Linked DNA regions of Homo sapiens: region 1 is linked to region 2. Evidence: chromatin loops called from intact Hi-C (ENCODE). Cell type or tissue: mammary epithelial cell. All regions are shown on one strand. Links, peaks and the distances in the headings refer to the core of each region. The heading gives the core; the rest is flanking DNA.

Region 1 (2,912 bases), core at 267-2,766, 59 kb after region 2:
TGTGTATTTGTGATGAGTTGATGAGTTCGTGTCACAAACAATGACAGGGACAATCATGACCTAGGTAGAAATGTACAAATCTCCAAATTTTTAGTTTGTGGTAGAAAATTGAGGATGTATGAATTTCCTAGGGCTGCTGTAATAAATGACTGCAAGCTGGATAGCTTCAAACAGCAGAAATTTATTCTCTCACAGCTCTGGAGATCAGGAGTCTGAAATCAAGATATAGGCAGGGCCAGGTTCCTTCCAAAAACTCCCCTTCCTTGCCTCTTCCAGCTTCTGGTAGCTTCTGGCATTCCTGGGCTTGTGGCAGCATCACTCCAATCTCTGCCTCCATCTTCATGCCTCCATCTTCTCTCTGTATGTATCTATGTCTGAATCTCTCTCTCCTTTCTCTCATAAAGACACATGTCATTGGATTTAGATCCCACCTTAATCCAGTATGATCTCCTCTCAACCAATTACATCTGCAAAAACCCTATTTTCAAATAAGGTCCCCTTCTGAGGTTCAAGGTAAACATGAATTTTCAGGAGACGCTGTTCAACCCAGCACAGGGAAATAAAGCAAAAAAAAAAAATATGTTTCTTTCAGCCAGCATTATTGTTTAGGTAATTGGCTATTTGAAGCCTCCAAAACCATACGGATTTTTTTTTTTCCAATACTCGGTGTCTTTCACAAAAAGCCCTTTTTGAACTGAATCTGTTTTCAGGGTAGGTGCTGGTGAAGAGAGATCAGCAGGTAGGCACAGTTTTGTCAAAGATCTCATTCTTTCAGTCACTGAAGGGAAATATACATTTCCCCTAAGATTTTCTTGCCTCAAATTCTGAAACATTTTCTTCGTTCTAAGTTCTAGGGAATTCTGCAACACATAGAATTTTTTGGTATTATCTCTGTACCCAGTCACTTGGTCTTAGGTTCTCTATGTCTCATCCCACTCTGTATAGCTCAAGTTAAGTAGAATAAGATGCCACCAAGTGTAGATTCTTTGAATCGTTTCATTACTTTCTACATTGTAAAAAATGAATATATAAAATGGGTTCCTGATATTTAAGATTTTTTCAATCATATTGTGTCCTTTGCATCAAATTCTATCCCCCCAGCTCTGCCCTCAGGCAGCTACAGAGTGGATAGAAACGCTTTCCTCTCTCATCAAAATAATGAAGACATTTGCTGAGAGCTGATTAGGAGGTGTGCATAAATTGGGAAAGGTTTTAGGATAGCCACTTCAGGGAGCTGAACAGAATGCAGAGCAAAACCAAAGAAAGATTGACGTTCTGAGGCAAAAGTGTGAGTTATGAACTTTGAAGTCTCATGCGAATACTTGTATAAAGTTTATCTCCAGTGTCCTTAGTGGAGGATGAGAAGGAGCAGATGACAGGAGTGATTCACCATTTGAGCATTTGGGTCAGTTGTGAGTGCTGGTGAGTGATGAGTTCAGTGACCTTCCAGGAGAAAATGGCTGGCTGAGCAACTGGAAAAGTGTGAAAGAGCTAACAGGAAAGGAAAGAGGCACAGAAAGAGAATTTCAGAGGTAGTGTACTCATGGGCAGGGTGTGACAATGGGATTCAGTAGCTGAAGTGGGATGCAGTATAGTGGAGATAATCAAGAAACTAAGAGGCAAATGAATTTAATGATTCAGCCTCATTGATGTTGGCTTCATGGAAAGGGTAGTATTCATTTTATTTCAATTCAATAAATAGTTATTAAGCACTCTTTGTGCTGCAGGGGCTATGTGAGGCATATTTGACCTGGATAAAGTGCGTAAGAAGAGATGATGAGATTAGGAAAAACGGTCGTTGTCAAGGTCAGCTTTATGGTCAGTGTTAATTTCCACCTTGGTTTTGGCTACTCTTGAGCAACTGTTTATTGTTGTTCTCTGCTTTTCTTGCTAAGATATCTCAAGTGTATCTGAAAGCTCCCGTTACTTGATCTAATGGAAGAGACTGTTTTCCTCTTTCAGGTTGAAGTCTTTCCCTTTCTGTCTGTGTTCTGGTTTCTGGGCTGTTCCTTTAATACACACAGTAGTTAATAAATAACCCACGGCTGCCAGGCCCTCCTTGCCTGGTCTGTTTTGCCATCAGAAGGTAAGCTCACGGGCCTGTCACCATTCTGGGTCTGTACACCCCACCTTTGTACAAGAATGTGGGATCAATAACATAGTTTGATGTCATCAGGGGAATTTCCATGTTTGTGTCTTGCCTCCACTTCCATATGCACTGCTTTGTATTTCTTTTTATTTATTTCTTCTGCCATCATACAGCCAGGCTACAAGCAAGATTAAATTAAATGTTCATTCCAGTGTCAGGAATACCAATATATCTATATTCGTATACTTTCTATGGTCATGACTTTCTTTAATAATTCGTACAATTTTAATATTTTTGAATAGAGGCAACTCTTGGCATTCCCCCTGTGATTGTGATAATAATGTGAATGTGTGAAGTAACCAGAATAAGGAACACTTTTTAAATGCTACTCTGATACATTACAGGGTCAGTATTTTTTTTTTTTTTTTTTTTTGAGACGGAGTCTCACTCTGTAGCCCAGGCTGGAGTGCAGTGGGGCGATCTCAGCTCACTGCCAGCTCTGCCTCCCGGGTTCACGCCATTCTCCTGCCTCAGTCTCCCGAGTAGCTGGGACTACAGGTGCCCGCTACCACGCCTGGCTAATTTTTTGTATTTTTAGTAGAGACGGGGTTTCACCTTGTTAGCCAGGATGGTCTCGATCTCCTGACCTTGTGATCTGCCCGCCTCGGCCTCCCAAAGTGCTGGGATTACAGGCGTGAGCCACAGCGCCCGGCCCAGCCTCAGTATTTTTAATTAAAAAATGTATAACTCTGTCATCATTACAAGTAATATAATAATGCAAAAACAAAAGTCTTGTCTTTTCCGTGGACAGTTACCCAGCACA
Region 2 (2,912 bases), core at 261-2,760:
TTGAATTCTTTTTTGGGGGGTATTTCTTAAATTTCTTTTTGATGAGAATCTGTTGCTGGATAATTATGGTGTGCCTTTGGAGATACCATATTTCCTTATTTTTTCATGCTTCTTGTGTCCTTACATTGATCATTTGTGCATCTGATATAACAGTTGCTCCAGTTTTTTGAATTTGCTTTCATAGGGGATGACATTTCTTGAAGATTTATCTACGGTGTTGGCTGGGTAGGGCACTTTGGCCTTGACTCTAGGTGTGGGTGGTTGTATAGTCTCTGTGTAATTTTTCCAGCTGTAAACAGTGTCAGTGGTGTCTGTGATTTCCTCAGTGGTTTAGGGTGTGATTATTAGTGGAGGTTGTGGTGAAGTTTTGCTGGGAACTAGGACATTAGGTGGGCCAGTCTTTGGGCCTCAGTGGTGGCAGCAGTGGGTTGAGCATTAGCCTCTCCAGGTGCTGGGAATATCATGGTGGGTCAGGAGGATGGGCAGGTTATCATGCTTCTGGGTAGCAGGTATGCTGTGGCAATGGCAGTAGCTGTGGTGGGACAACTTTCTGGAACCCAAGTGGTCAGTGCTGGTGTTGGTGATGTCCATGATGAACTGGGCAAGCTGGTCCTCAGTCCTGCAGATGGCACATGAAAATGTATAGCTGCCTTTTTGTTGGGGTGGCAAGGTCACTTCCAGTGGCTCCTGCCTCAGCCCAACAGTGGTGTCTGTGGGTGATGAGTGTCAGTTGGGCTCCAGGGATATGGAGGTGCAGGGGCTCTTGGGCCCCCAGGCAGAACACATTCTGGCAGGGGCGGGGCTTTCATAATGGCACAGTGCTGCAGCTGCTTAGGACTTGGGGGTTTGTAGGACTCAGCATGAGCTCCCTGTCTAGAACAATGCCATTATGTGATCTCTAGGCAGTTCTCTGTGAGTCTCAGGGCCCATGAGAGTCCAGGGGCTCTCCTATGGCTAGCATTGTAGAATTCTGTGGCAGGAATGTGGACCACTTGGTGTCTCTCACTTACCCTTTCCTCACATTAAGGAGCCTCTCCGGGCTCCCAGCTGATCCCAGCTAAGCTGGCTTCCTTGCTTCCCTCTCCTTCCTTGCTTTCAGTGCTTCCCATCACTTCTCTGTTGAATTCCAGTATTCTCTCTCAGATGATCTATTCAAAATGTGATTATCTAATTGCTATTTTAGCTCCTCTCTCTGGAAAAGGTGAGTACCAGATGCATTTAGTCAGCCATCTTGAAGCTTCCTGTCTACATGCATCCTTTCTCTGTTGGCACTACTGAAATTGGGGGCAATCTTTACTTATTCTCCTTTCCTTTTCCCACCCCCTTCTCTGTCTGACACACACACACACACACTCACTCCACTCACAAGGAGTTGGAAGCAGTTGGTAATTTTTCAACTGTCCTCCTATTCTATACCCTCTCCACCCTAGAAAAAGACTTCTGAAATTCAGCAACCATATATTTTTCAGTAGCTGGCAATCATTAATTCAGGGTTAGATCCAATGAGACTACCTCCAGAGGGCAGTGTGACATTTACCTGCAGACCTGTGGAGTTAAGAAATCAGATTTTACTTAAGGCCACAGGCCCTTTAAAACTATATCCAGGGACCTGGCATATGGAAATTTGCGCTGCCCATTTTAACCTTTTTGACTCCTTCTGGAGATATTTCCGCAAAGAGGATATTAACAGGTATGATCAAGATGGGAAAGAAAAGAGAGAAATGTGGTTGTAAAGTGAAGCCTATCTCAACATAATCTATTGGATAAATTGTTCTGGAGCAGCTCATGCTTGTGGAAACATTTCCCTTGAATGCTGCCGAGGTCAGTTTCTACACCATCTTTCACAGAAGTGTCAGGGTGAGGTGGGAAGCCATCTCCTTTTGCACTGGCTTTTCAAAACCTCACTATTTTGTCTCAGTGAATCAGTTCAGCTCTCATTGCCCTGATGGATTCATGTCCTTTCCTTGTTCTTTGCCCCTTTTTGACACAGAGCAACTCCACCCCCGCCCGAATCATTTAGCAACTGTGAGTGCCCATTTGAGGCAAGTAATGCAGCCGATGAATGCTGAGTTTGTGTGAATTAGAGAAGAGAGCAACGTTGTTGAATATGCCTGTTGAATTTGCATGAAAATTGATTCACCCTTCTTATGGGGGTATAAATCGCTGGTGAATGGAGGCTGAAACATATGTTATCATTTCTTACAGCCTTGCTTGCTTGTCTCAAAAACTGAGGCCTGTGATGCGAAGTGTCTTCAGCAGCAGGGTAATTGCTGCCGGGCCACTTGCTGAGGAAGTGCTTGGAACTGATTTGAAATCACAGAAAACAGTGAGCATTCTTTGTGGTTAACGATGTGCTTCTTTTAAGCACACCCCAGCCAACGGCGACAAAGAAATGTTTGGAAAGCAAATTGAAAGGCTGTAAGGGAGAGATGAAGAGAGTGTGCAACCCTGACACAGCTCAGCTGGTGCTTTGTTAAGAGATATTTATAAGTCTTCAGATTATGCCCCCCAATTTCCAGGCAACGAAGAGACTTCTCCAAGTGTCGTGCTTTGTGCATTAGTAATAAGGACACATGCTCCACAGTAATGCTGGAACACAGGATGATGCTCTTCAGCTGTGTGCTTCTTCCTGGCGGAGCAGATGATTTCATAATTAGCCTGAGGAAACAGGCAGACCTAACAGCCAAGGAAACAATGCACCTGAATTGACAAACGAAGTTCAAGGCTTTAGGCAACCAATGGCATATTTCTAGAGTGTTGGAAGGAGAGGCAAGAGTCTACTTCAAAGAAACTGAATGGTGGTTTATTGATTTTTCATTTGTAATAGAGCCATATTAAAATAAAGTTACTGGTGAAGGGGATGAATTCATTACACATTGTCATGTTTCTGGAAGTATTTGATCCATACGTAA

Evidence for each region. A loop is a pair of places that touch in the nucleus more often than their neighbours do. Peaks named below come from ENCODE experiments on the same cell type or tissue, not always from the same donor. Only the 100,000 strongest peaks of a DNase experiment are listed, where the experiment ranks them.
Region 1: a loop joins it to region 2, with 4 times the contacts of the local background. A loop is called at or near these places in 1 of 110 quality-filtered maps.

Annotation. Positions count from the first base shown.
Region 1 is chr6:132,332,946-132,335,857 of GRCh38, reverse strand. The region is part of intron 4 of MOXD1 (monooxygenase DBH like 1); the gene reads left to right. Among named protein-coding and RNA genes, the nearest start is that of MOXD1, 67 kb to the left of the region's middle. In mammary epithelial cell, for the core only: no CTCF peak of the experiment used is centred there; a DNase peak (open chromatin) is centred at 1,417; H3K27ac peaks cover 298 bases.
Region 2 is chr6:132,391,593-132,394,504 of GRCh38, reverse strand. The region is part of intron 1 of MOXD1 (monooxygenase DBH like 1); the gene reads left to right. Among named protein-coding and RNA genes, the nearest start is that of MOXD1, 8.4 kb to the left of the region's middle. In mammary epithelial cell, for the core only: a CTCF peak has its summit at 1,518 (motif pointing right); a DNase peak (open chromatin) is centred at 2,634; H3K27ac peaks cover 798 bases.